Regions from separate parts of the Homo sapiens genome. Here regions 2, 3 and 4 are each linked to region 1. Evidence: chromatin contacts called from ENCODE Hi-C data. All regions are on one chromosome and are shown on one strand. The core of a region is the stretch at or near the end of the contact, and the rest is flanking DNA. Distances in the headings are between cores, read along the strand shown.

Evidence for each region. A loop is a pair of places that touch in the nucleus more often than their neighbours do. Pooled maps may share reads with other maps.
Region 2: a pooled map shows a loop between it and region 1 (11-fold over the local background). The contact joins the promoter of VANGL1 here to the promoter of MAN1A2 in region 1. A Hi-C loop is called at or near these places in 3 of 37 single-sample maps with no recorded cell type and 9 of 50 pooled maps.
Region 3: a loop to region 1 is called in a map with no recorded cell type, with 8 times the contacts of the local background. The contact joins the enhancer-like site here to the promoter of MAN1A2 in region 1. A Hi-C loop is called at or near these places in 2 of 37 single-sample maps with no recorded cell type and 2 of 50 pooled maps.
Region 4: a map with no recorded cell type shows a loop between it and region 1 (5-fold over the local background). The contact joins the promoter of MAB21L3 here to the promoter of MAN1A2 in region 1. A Hi-C loop is called at or near these places in 2 of 37 single-sample maps with no recorded cell type and 2 of 50 pooled maps.

Annotation. Positions count from the first base shown.
Region 1 is chr1:117,365,839-117,368,854 of GRCh38, forward strand. It overlaps MAN1A2 (mannosidase alpha class 1A member 2), which reads left to right and starts at 1,611. Exons shown (of 13, transcript NM_006699.5): 1 at 1,611-2,647. The coding sequence starts at 2,346. RefSeq lists a silencer at 847-1,666 and an enhancer at 2,537-2,676.
Region 2 is chr1:115,640,372-115,643,387 of GRCh38, forward strand. It overlaps VANGL1 (VANGL planar cell polarity protein 1), which reads left to right and starts at 1,599. Exons shown (of 8, transcript NM_138959.3): 1 at 1,599-1,715. RefSeq lists a silencer at 1,331-2,320 and an enhancer at 1,456-2,214.
Region 3 is chr1:118,912,997-118,916,012 of GRCh38, forward strand. It overlaps TBX15 (T-box transcription factor 15), which reads right to left. Exons shown (of 8, transcript NM_001330677.2): 6 at 1,119-1,183. Among named protein-coding and RNA genes, the nearest start is that of TBX15, 74 kb to the right of the region's middle. Within about 2 kb of position 1,480, at least 2 of the 41 ENCODE cell types and tissues checked have a DNase peak (open chromatin) inside an H3K27ac peak, as active enhancers do.
Region 4 is chr1:116,109,896-116,112,911 of GRCh38, forward strand. MAB21L3 (mab-21 like 3) reads left to right here and starts at 1,504. Exons shown (of 8, transcript NM_152367.3): 1 at 1,504-1,615; 2 at 1,734-1,915; 3 at 2,512-2,768. The coding sequence starts at 2,721.

The DNA of each region.
Region 1 (3,016 bases), core at 361-2,860:
CAGACTGGGAGACTGGAATGTAGTTACAAGTGTGCCAATGAACATGAGACTTTTCTGCTTGATTTTTAAGCTAAGGCTGACTTACTCTCCTGACATTTAAGGGCCTCCTCTCCAATTCCCAGTCATCAGTAAAGGATGTGTACAGGGAATGACAATATTAGAACAAAAACAACCTGCAAGTAAATCGGATGCAAGAGTCTATGTATCTTGCAAGGAAATCTTTTGCACTTAATCACAACATGGCTCTCCTCAATACTACGGAGAACAGAATTGATTCAGATTGTTTTTAAGCCTGAACGTAAACAATATTGTCGCCTTTTTGGGTTTCAGCACCTCCTTATTCATCCATTTTCTCTTTTATGGGAAGGGGGTTGATGAGGTGTGTGAAGATGATAGAACGTGCCCCAGAAACTGAACAATGAAGAGACGCCTGTCATATCGGGGGTACCTAGATTCCTCTGAAAGGAAGCCCAGCTGAAGGAGCAGGGTCACCACTTTATTTTAAAAACGTAACATGGCACATGTTGGTGCTCTATTAATCGAGCCTCGGGGGCCCAATAACGTGAGCATGGGCTGCTGCGTGGAAGTTTGAGACCCTGTTGCTGAATCCTCGGGCCTGACGGTCTATCGCTGAAGACAAGACTTCCAAAGAATCACAGTAAACGTTAACCTAAGCCATCAGAAGCCATTAACTCCGGTGACACTACATTTCAGCGAAACCTTCGCGACCCAACCCCTCGCTCCCTCTCGCCCAAACGCTGGGTCAACCCCACGAACTGGCGGTGGCAAGGCCCTGGGCACCGGTGAAGTTCTCGTGGCAGCGCAGATCGGCGACCTTCTCTTCTTTCGCGCTCAGACGGCGGCGGCAGCAGTACGCTTTCGGGCTGCTGGAGCCGGCAGCGGCGCGAGGCCGGAGCCCGGGCAGCCAGGCTGGGTGGGGGAGGGGCGGCGGCAGCGGAGCCGGGAGCGTGCGCGCGCACCTCACACTCCGCCGCCCGGGGACGCCCACTCGCGAGCCGGGGCCGGTAGGCCGGCCCGGGTCCCATCGCCCCCGCCCTCCGGTTCCTCTCCGGCGTGAGCCCAACGGGTGTCGGCCCAGCAGCTGCTGCGCTCACCAGGCCTGGGGAGGCAGGGTACGGGGACCGGGCCGCAGCCCCGAGCGGCGTGGGCGCGCTGCCTCTCTGGCAGCCGCCGCCAGAGCCAGCAGCTGCGAGCCACCGGAGGCGGCGCGGAGGAGGCCCCCGCGGCCGGGCAGGAAGGAGACGCGGCCGACCTCTGCCCGCCCGAGGCGCGGCTGCTCCCGCGCGCCCAGGCCCTCCCGCCGCTCCAGGGCTGAGTGAGGAATGAGCCGGCGCCTACCCCGGGCTCTCGGAGCGTGGGCCCCGGCTCGGCTTCTTAGGCGCGAGGGCTCGGCCACTGCGGCCGGCGGCCTAGCTCGGGGAGCAGGCGCCGGGGTTCACTGAACCGGCCGCGGAGAGGAGGAGGAGGAGGAGGAAGAGGAGGAGGAGGAGGAGGAGGAGCTCGGCGGGGGCGGCCGCCGCGCCTCCCCTCCCCCAGGACACGCCGGGGCTTCTCAGTGGCCGCCGGAGGAGGAAGTTCCGCTCCCTGACAGACCCGTGCGGTAGCAACAGCGGCGGCGGCCGCGGCGGCTGGCCGGACTCAGGTGTTTCGGACGCTATTGCCCTTCGCGCCAGCCGTCGAGTGGGCAGCAGCGGGACTCAGCCGGGCGCCAGGTTCCTGCCAGGCAGCGCCGGGAAGCGCGGGCGGCCGAGAACTCCTTCCTGCTACTTCGCCCAGCGCCGCTGCTTCGGCTTCCCAGCGAAGTGGGAGACCTTCCTCCCTGTTTGCAGACGTCCGTGGGAGACCCTTATTTTTTCCACCGCTAAGGTTAAGAGATTCTGGAATAGAAGCGTCGAAGGAGATCAAGTGAACCTTCTACAACTCCTCGGATGTCGCCAGTCTCCCTTTCGGGGCGGAAGACTACGTTTGAGCATCTCACTGAGGTGCAGGAATGGAAGAACCCACCTTGCAGCTTTTCTGCAGTGTGGCTTGCCTGATCTACCCCTAGGAATGAAGAGGAGGCTTGTAATAATCCGATGAAGTACAGATGTTGAAGAGGATATCGCAGGACCTAAACTTGTGATCGTTTGGGGGAGGTCACACACGTTTCTGAGTGGGAATGGATGGGCGTGAATGACGTGCCCTCTTAAAAAGCACAACAGTCCTTTAAGAGGAGCAAAATTGAGTTTTCCCATTTTGGCCAAGATTTTGAAGACAGTTCAATGTATTCTACATTTGACATAAGATGAGAACTTTCTAAAGTATTCTCTCCAAGAGCGTAAACGATGACTACCCCAGCCCTGCTGCCCCTCTCTGGACGTAGGATACCACCTCTGAACCTGGGGCCGCCTTCCTTCCCACATCACAGGGCTACCTTGAGACTTTCTGAGAAGTTTATTCTTCTCCTTATTCTTAGTGCCTTCATCACTCTGTGTTTTGGGGCATTCTTTTTCCTTCCAGACTCTTCAAAACACAAACGCTTTGATTTGGGTTTAGAAGATGTGTTAATTCCACATGTAGATGCCGGTAAAGGGGCTAAAAACCCCGGAGTCTTCCTGATCCATGGACCCGATGAACATAGACACAGGTTTGTTTATTTCAGAAGTTCTGGTACTAACATTTGGCAGAGCAAGGTACGGTGATTGGATCGAATCTGTCTTTTTTTTTTCTTGCAGTAAAATGTAATTTTTCGAGTCATAAATATTGTATTGTTACTTCAAGACTGGCTGAATAAAACCATAGACTGGAGGGACTCTACCTCCAGTCTATGGTAGAGTCCATAGACTGGTAGGACTGGAGTCCTACCTAAGTCGTTCTTCTCTTCGGTTTTATATAAGAAAAACATTTGCGTTCAGAGTTGTGTCTAATGTGGACATCTGGGAAGGGAGGTATGAAAACTTAACCTAAAGAAATGGTGACATAAGCTGTGCCTGCATTTATTAATAACGTGTTGGAG
Region 2 (3,016 bases), core at 349-2,848, 1.7 Mb before region 1:
TTTCTGAAAACTCATTGAAGATCTCTGTGTTAATTGGAGCTATTCAGGTACATGACTAGAATTGGAAATCCCTGGCCTGTTTGAACTTTGAAAGTTCTACATTTTAGAGATGAGAGAGACATGTTTTTATAATGTTCTACATTTCTGACCCTGAGTGCTGATTTGGGTGAATAGACCATTGGCTTTACCCATAGGAACCTGGCTGCCTGAGTCAGCAACATCTGCTCTCTGGAGCCTACTGGGAGGCTGGGGGTGGGGGAGGAAGATGGTCTAGGCCACTGAGTGGGGCAGCAGAGCCTGGGGACTAGGAGTGGTGAAAATCAGCCACATTGAACATATGGGTGTCTTCTCAAGGAAATGTGACATATGCGAGAGAAAATGGAGTCTAGAAGGGATGAGGAAGAGGTGATCAAGGGAGTGAGGGGTTCTTGGAGCCAAGGTTCCCTGATTAAGGCTAGTCAGGGTGGGCCTGCATTTCCCCACCCCAAATGCCCGCAATACTCCTGTAGACAACTCTTAGGAAATTCAGCACTTCATTATACACTGCTTCCACTGGAAAATCCTGCCACGTAAGCAGCTTTGGGTCCCAGCTAGATTGGAGATGATCAGTAAGGAACCCTAATGCTACCAACACAAGACAACTAAGAAAAGTGCAAATATTCATGAAAATCGTTGCCAACTGTTTTGTAATCCTCACCACAATCCTGCAAGGTGGACAGCAGCATCCTCACCACTTTTCAGACAGGTAAACAAAGGCTCAGAAAGGAAACAGTACCTGGTTGGAATCAGCACTGAAGCTTCAGCTACCTGCCTGCAGAGATGTGCTCATCTAGCAGTTTCTAGGAGACTAGGCTGGCGGCAGTGCCTGCTCTGATAAGGGAGGAGGAGGGGAGAGGCTTGCTGTGGTGGCTTGTAGGGGGTGTGTGTGTGTGTGTGTGTGTGTGTGTGTGTGTGTCTATTTGTGGGGTCATTTCCAGGGCTACATGTGAGTTTAAGTGTGTGTATATGGGTTGAGATATGGTGTATATGGATATTTGTCGGTCAGTTCTTGGAAAGTGTGTATATGAGTGTGTGTTGAGTGGGGTTGGGGGGTTAGTCCCTGAGCCGTGTGAATATGTGGATGGGGGCACTCGTGAGGGCAAATGGGCTCGGATTTTGTGCATGATTGTGTGTGTGTGTGTGTGTGTGTGAGCTTGAGATTCCAAGTATGTGGGGGAGGGAGGGGGCGGTGTCGGAGATCAATCCCTGGGCCATGTGTTTATAGTGTGTGTGTCTGCCCAGAAGAGAGTGGGTTACTGGGCTGTGCACGTCTGTGTAGGGTGAGTGTGTGTATGAGGGTGAATGAGTGTGGGAGGTGTCATTCCCTGGTCCGTGTGTAAGAGTGTGACCGCGCACGCCTTCGTGTGTGTCCCGGGTGTGTGGGGTCGGGGCGGTGACGAGGTGAGGGGGACGCCGGCCGAGCCCCGCCCTCCGCTGCAGGTGGGCCGGCCCCGCGGCGGGGCCGGCAGCGCTAGCTGTTCTTGGCTCGCGGCCGCGCCGGGCTCGCAGGGCTGGGCTCGGGCTGCGGGGCGGCGCCGGGACAGGAAGCGGAAAGCAGCAGTGCAGCGGCGGCGGCGGCGGGGCTCTGCCTCTCCAGGAGCCCAGCGCAGGCCGCAGAGCCGGGGCCGCTGTGAGCCGAGACCGCGGGCCGCGGAGCTCGGGCGGCCGGCGCGGAGGTGAGTCCCGCGAGAGGCCGAGCGCTGCGCGGCGGCGGTCCCCGGGGCAGACCGTTGGCTGGGAGACGCCCCCACCTCGGACCCCGCGTGCCCCTGCGCCCTCCTCCCGCATTCGCCCCGCCGGACTTCGACCCCGGGTGGCCGGCTCCCGCCTCGGGCCGGGGGCTCCCTCCCCTCCTCCGGAGCGCTCCGGGTAGTGCTTCCTCTGACTCCACTCTTCTCCCCATGCGTTGCGCCCCTCCTGGCCCTGCCGTGCGATCTCCGCCGCACCCCACTCCTTGGGGTCCCGGGGTTCCCTGCTCACACCTCGGACGTCCCTTTCTCCCCGGGCTGGCCTTTGGAGTGCGCCCCTTCGGTGCGCGTGCCGGGGCGGCGGGCAGGCCGGCAGGGAGTGGCCGAGCGTTGGAGGCACCGGGCGGCTGCAGCAGCCGTGCAGGGCGGGAGCCGGGCGCGCACCGGGGTTCCCACCCCTGGCGGGGCTCGACCCGGGCGCCGCCTGGCCCTTCGCCAGGAACCGGGACAGAGCTGGTCTGTGTGCACACCTCGCTCACAAAAAATTGAGCCGGCCCTGGAGGCCTGGGGGGCGAGTCCGGTTGCGCCTCGGAGAGCGCAACAGGCAGGTAGGAGTTTACTTTCAAAAACGCCGGGGTGGAGCAGAGGCGCCTGGCGGGTCTCTGCCCAAGGTGTCCCTGCTGGAGGAAATCTCACCGCGCCGGGGCAGCCTTCGCCACCGGCAGGACCTCATTTCCTTCTGCAGTCTTTGAACTGCCCCAAGCATCGCGCCTAGAGAAGTGTGAAGCTTTATAAAAATTTAAACGCGTCCGTGGTGGCGGCAGCAGTGGGGCGGAGCCGCGGCCTGGCTGCTGTGTGATGAGCAGATGAGACTTGGAGCTGAGGAATCTGTTGCTCAGTTTTCACTTCTCCAAACCAGGTCTAATGCCCACGCTGCGAAGGTGTTGTGAGCTCTCTTAGATTCTCCTTAGGAAGTGTTAGAGCGCCTTATGATGATGATTGTGTAGATGGCCCATGCATTTTGTTAAAACTCTTGACCTGGCTTTGGTTAGAAATGAATGTATTCTTAGACACTTAGTCCAAAAGCTAACAAACTGTAAAAGAATCTGGCATTTTCACTGACATGTTTATAAATTTTACGGGGCTGCTGAAAAATATTATAACTTGTATCACCAGTCAACAATGCTAATTAGCATTCTCCCGTCAGTGGGTGGGTTGAGTACACAGCTCCCAGGCTCTGCAAGTGAGATGGCAGAAATTGTCTGAATACAGGGAGAGGTAATTAGCCA
Region 3 (3,016 bases), core at 230-2,729, 1.5 Mb after region 1:
TATTTTAAATATACATAAGTTTAGTAGAGAAGTGATTCATAAGTCATTTTGTAAAGAAAATGATTGCCATAACTGATTTTTAGCATAAATCTGGATTTTAATATAATGTACTGCACATTTCACAAAATGGTTTGAAATAAAAGTTTTTGGTTTATTTGAAAATTCTTACAGACAGAATACCAAAGATAACCCCTGGTAATCTGTCATTTGAATGTAAATAAATGCCCTCAAACTATAAAAAAAAAAAATCTATTAAAATAAACAGTCATTGCAAAGCCTACGCACTTATGAGACAGATGTGTCACATTTGTGGATTCAATACTGTCTATACAAGATGAAATTTTCTGATTGAATAATCTTAGATATAGCTGGTTTCCCTACCCATTTTGATTCTCTCCTAACTTTCCATAGGTAACAGCTTTTAATTTTATATAGGAGGAGTGAGAAAGAATTTCGAGAAAAGAAAGAAGTATCAACAAGAGAAATGACACAGTCTCTAAGGACATTTATAGCAGGAGCAAATGGTCCTATAAACTTCAGCAATAAGAGATTCACTATATAATAACCTAGTCATAGTGACTGAGGCTAAGTCATCAAGAAAGGGGTGTTCTGTAAACTCTCTTTTCTAAAGCAGGAAGCATCTGATATATTTTGGAACTATTTCCCAGGAGAAAAACAGTTACATTTTTTTTCACACTGTTTTAGCTCTTAAGGTAGTAATTTTCTGAAAAAATGTTATTTGTCTACAACTCCTTGTTTCCTGGGAATGAGAAATATATGAGATATCACTGCAGGTGCTGAAGCCACCTATAGATACTTATCAGAGAAAAATGGCAATCTTTTAATGATAATAAATTACCATAAAATTTGTTTTAAGTGACTCAATTACTAAATATGATGTGGGGAAGAAAACAGCATGAGGGATTTGATCTGGTGATTTAGACTATGCAACAAAGAATTTGATTCTTACGTTAGCTATCCATTTCTCTTTGCCGAAGTGTACACAGTGGCGGAGCATACAGGTGTTTTCTAAAAGGCAGGAGCCATCAACCATCAGCAGGATGTGAGGGAAGTAATGTCACATAGAAAAGAAGTGCCTCTTCCCCAGTGATTCTTACCTGTTTCTCCCAGAATCTCTGAATCCTTTAGCAAAAGGGTTTCGGTCAATTTTTAATCTGGTAATCTGGAAACAAACAAATAAGTATGAATTGCTTTTATATTAACTGATTTCTTTCTTAGTACTCCTAGAAAATTACAAAAATCACTTTTTTAATAACAGTTGTTGCTTTTATTTAATTTCCTTTCAGCTCAAGATTTAATTTGAAGCTGGATATAGAACTTGGCCTGGCACACAGATGTCTGACCCACCCGACTCACTTCTCTATAAAAACTAAAATTTGCCCAGTATGTGACTCTAAAAACTCTCTCCTACTCACCTTCCTTGCCCCAGAGTGGTGGTAAATCACTTGCCTAGACAGATATTGAAATGGAAAATTGGTCAATGGTCACGTCCATGGTACATGACACACGGGAGGCACTTAAAAAATGCTTGTTGAATGAGTGAGTAAACAAATGATGTGTAAGTGAGTTAATAATTAATAATGGACTCAGTCAATTCAGTTAGGTGGAATCAGACCACAAGACAATCTGCCTTAGCCTGAAAGACCCAAAAAATTGACTGCATTTGCCATTTCACTGAAGGCATGCCTTTCCTACCACTAGAAATTATTCATTTAATGACTTGAAATGTTCATGTAGAAGACAGAAAAAGCAGACTTTTGCCAGGGTCTTACCCAAAGGAAAATCTACAATGTGAGACTGAATGGGGCAGGATGCAGTACATGTTATCCAGTCTCCAAGACTCACAAGCAAATCAGAAACAAAGAGCCAGTTTCATAAGGCTGACCAAGCTAGCACATCCAATTGTGTCACCAGCTTGGTCCTCAGGGGCCATGTGGTTCAACCCCCACTCAATGCATAAGTCCCCATCCATTGCATCCTATCTTAGTTCTGGCAAACCCTGCCATGGTTGTATATATTGCCCTCATGCCTGTAGACTAGAACAAGCCTGAACAACATATGTCACATGCACTCTAGTGTTTCCACTTTCAGCCTTGGTACCTTTGTGTCTGAATTGTTAATGACTCACTACATGCAAGCAATGGAGACTTAGGCATAGGTGCTAGGGAGCTCAGGAAGGAAGGAAGGCACTCCCAATGCAAGGTGATTCTAGAAATAAGGGAATCTCATTATTTAAGACCATCTTCATATTTTTGATAATTGTAGAACGTATCACTAGGACAGCTAAAGTTGTTTCCTACATTGCAAATCTTTCCTAGTTCTCTTTCACCTCATTTTATCAGAGTGGAATTTCCCAAGACCGCAGTCTTTAAAGGTCTTTCAAAGCAATGTGAGATTCTGACAAACAGACTCTGACTTGAAAGAGTCTTCCAGGCTTCAAGGTTATTTTCTTCCTAAATATTCCTTGCCTTTAAAATTGCACACTAATTATGCAGCACCAACAATGTAGCAAAAGCAATTTTACATGTATTTTATAGACCATAGCAGGAGTCTAAAGGTTTGGCTTTCTAAAGTCGAGTGTCTGCCATATGAATACTGTATTGAGTTTAAAGAGTGTCACTGCTTTTCTGTGTTTGACCGAAAATCAGTTCTTTCTTCCTCCATAATCCACAGCAATAAACCATGCACCATATTTTCTTTTCAAGTTGGAGTTATAATATTTTATTTTCTCTTTCAAGTTGGTTTATCCTGTCCAACTCATTTATGATAGGGATTTCTGACACATGACTGTGATACCATGTTTTGGGGGTCTCCACAGACCCCTGTAAATATAACAGCACTCTACTTCATGGGCCCGGGGGAAATGGTTAAAAATATATTTCCCACAGCTCATTGGATCCCAGGCCAATGGGTATGCATGGAAATTTAATAGCAAATGTCTCAAGTGTTAGAAAAAAACAATATCTGTACACTTGTTTTAAAGCTTTTAATGTGA
Region 4 (3,016 bases), core at 254-2,753, 1.3 Mb before region 1:
CAAAAAAATTGGCAAGGCGTGGTGGCGGGCGCCTGTAGTCCTAGCTACTGGCGAGGCTGAGGCAGGAGAATGGCATGAACCTGGGAGGCGGAGCTTGCAGTGAGCCGAGATTGCGCCACTGCACTCCAGCCTGGGCGACAGAGCGAGACTCCGTCTCAAAAAAAAAAAAAAAGTCAGAGTTTGTAATCCTGCAAACTTTAACAAATTTGTATATTTAAGGTTGATTTTGATCAAGCTAACCTTCCTCCTTCTTGGAATTAAAATCTCAGACACTAAGTAAATCAGTAACAAACACTTCTGCTGGTAAACCAGGGCTAGCATTATCTCCCCGGGACTTCTCAGATTGGCAGCGTAGGGTTTTGCATGCCTTGTTAACCTGACTTGTAATAAGTTCTTAGTCTTCACAATGGAAACTGAGCCAAAGCAGGTTTACATTTCCGTACTTGCATTTGGTGTGAGTCATGAGAAAGGAGAATATTTATTTTCTGAGGAAGGAAGAGAACCTGAGCTAACTTTGAATTTCCTCAGTGGCCTAGCATACAAGTGCCTTAGGCTTACTGTAATTCAATCCTTTTGCGAATCCTATATCCAATTACCCAGATATCTACATCTAAAAAAAGCTTGTCTTCATCAAACTGTCAGACAGGAGCTGTCAGAGAGTCTATTTGTGGGACTGCCCTGTATTTCAGAGCATTTGCCCATAAGGAGCTAAATCATGGAGTAGGGAATTGGGTTGTGCCCCCACAACACACCTATTCCCTGGATATGACATCCTGGTAAAATCGGACTGTGTAGCTTCCCTGAGCACATGATTATTTCTTCGTTTCCTGATTGCTCAGTTGGCCCTGTTGGTTGCTTTCCCTGCTCACAGCCGGCAATTGTCGCTGGATCGTAGGGCAAGAGAATATTCCAGTTATAACATTTTGATCAGCTGCGGTACTGGAGCAATCAAGATAGGGCAGCCACAGGTGCAAAAATAATGAAAGTTTGTGCATCTGATGACAGGTGTCTGGGGTAACCCTCGAACATTAGGAAAGACCCCACCGGAGGAAAGGGACTCACAAGTTAATGATTACAGTGAAAGCAGAAGTAACAACAAAAATGAGCACATGAGAGAAACAGTGGGACTTTCGTAATGTTGAAAATGAGGTGGAGAGAGAATTCTAAATTGCAAGTTCAGAGAAAGAGGCTCTTGCTGTCTGTGAAAAACAAATAGTTTGGCACTACTATGATAAGAAAAGCCCAGGGAATAAGATTCTGAAAAATTTGGGAGCACTTGATATCAAAAGAAGGAGATTTAGAATTACATATAGAAACAAATGGAAAATCAAGGCTGTTTTGAGGGGTGCTATCAGAGGGTCATTGGAGAGGATGTAGCTTTACAATATTTATATCAGGCTGTGCATTGGCAGGAGTTCTGTAGAAGTTGGACTGAAAGCTGGAGGTAATGACGTGGGTGGGGCACAGAGCAGCTAGGGAGCTCTGATGCGGCTTTTGCTTGGGGCAGAGTATGGGAAGATATGCAAACGCTGAGGCCCCAAATAGTGCAGTGGCCTTTGTGGGCAGCACTTACAGGTGGGCTTGGAAACACTTGCCTTTGGAACATTGTTTAAAAGTAAGTAGTGCTCCCAGAAGGGCTGTAATTTCTTTAGATTATCTGATAGCAGACTCCGTGATGTTTACCAGCTTCAAGGAGATCAGACCATTGTGAAATTTTTTTTTTTTTTCTGTAGTAAAACTAGCCCCAGCCAGCCCAACTGGGAATTTACTGCCTGAGCTGTTTTCCAACATAAGTTTTGCTGGCAAAACCAGACGTGAGTGTTCCCTCGACTCTAAAGGGACCTGTTTACACTGACTTTATTTTTACTGCCAGCTTTCAAGTTGGAAGAGGGAAATTACGTTTAAAGGTCAGCAGGTGAGCAGAAGGATTCCTGACCAGCCATTCCTGTGGGTGTGTGCCCGTGTGCACTCTGTGTACGTGTGTGTGCCTGTGTATATGTGTGTGCCTGTGTGTACGTGTGTGCCTGTGTATATGTGTGTGCCTGTGTGTACGTGTGTGCATGCTTTTCTAAATGCCAACCGTTGTGCTCTGCGCTGGCTGACAAGACCTGATCACTTGTTTGCGGGCATAATGATGGGTGTCAGGCTGGTTGTTGGGCAGTTTCCTATTTGTTTATTGTAAAGAAGGTAAATCAATCCGTGGGATTTTCTGGCTTGGAGAGCAAGGGGTGTTTACTGTCAACAGGATAAGGACCAGGAGATATAAGATACTGAGTTCCACGGTGCATCTAGTGTTGGGACAGGAGCATAAAAGGTGGGGAGAAGCCAACTACAGGGTATTTCTGACTTGGATGGAACTTTTAAGTACTTGGGTGGGAAATACAATTTGGAAAATTGCTCTCTGGTGAAAGCACCAGTCAATGTAGCTAACTAAGGTATGATTAGGTTGGACTCAAATTCAATTTTATCAACTCTTCTTTTTAAATTCTTTTTTTTTTAATTTCCCAAAAGATGACAGATGGATTTTCACAATTTGGAAATAAAAACATGAGTGAAGGGTTCGGAAGGCAAGTCTCTGGTCCATTACACACTTCCAGAAAAACTTAGTACCCAGAGACTCACATTACTGGGAGTGCTATCTACTCACAAGTGTTGCACTCCATTGAGAAAAAAAAAAAAACCAGGAAGTTGCTGTTCTACTGAGGACTGACCAAGAAGCCATGAAATACCTTACTGTGGGAGACTTAGAAGATTGCCTACTGAATAAGGTAAGGACAGACCCGGTCTCTCCCATGAACCCCCTCCCCATTCACACTACTTCCAAACAAACCTTCGTCCAGAAAGGATCTCAGGCTCTTTCTAAAGACACATAAAATGCTCCTCAGAAAACAGACTGTCACCTATAACAATGTTTGGGGGCTTAACATATATCAGCCTTACTTCTCTTTGAGGGTCTGGTACCCAGAGACATGCTGAGTATAGAATATAGAATGGAGAGTAGGAATCTGGGGAATGA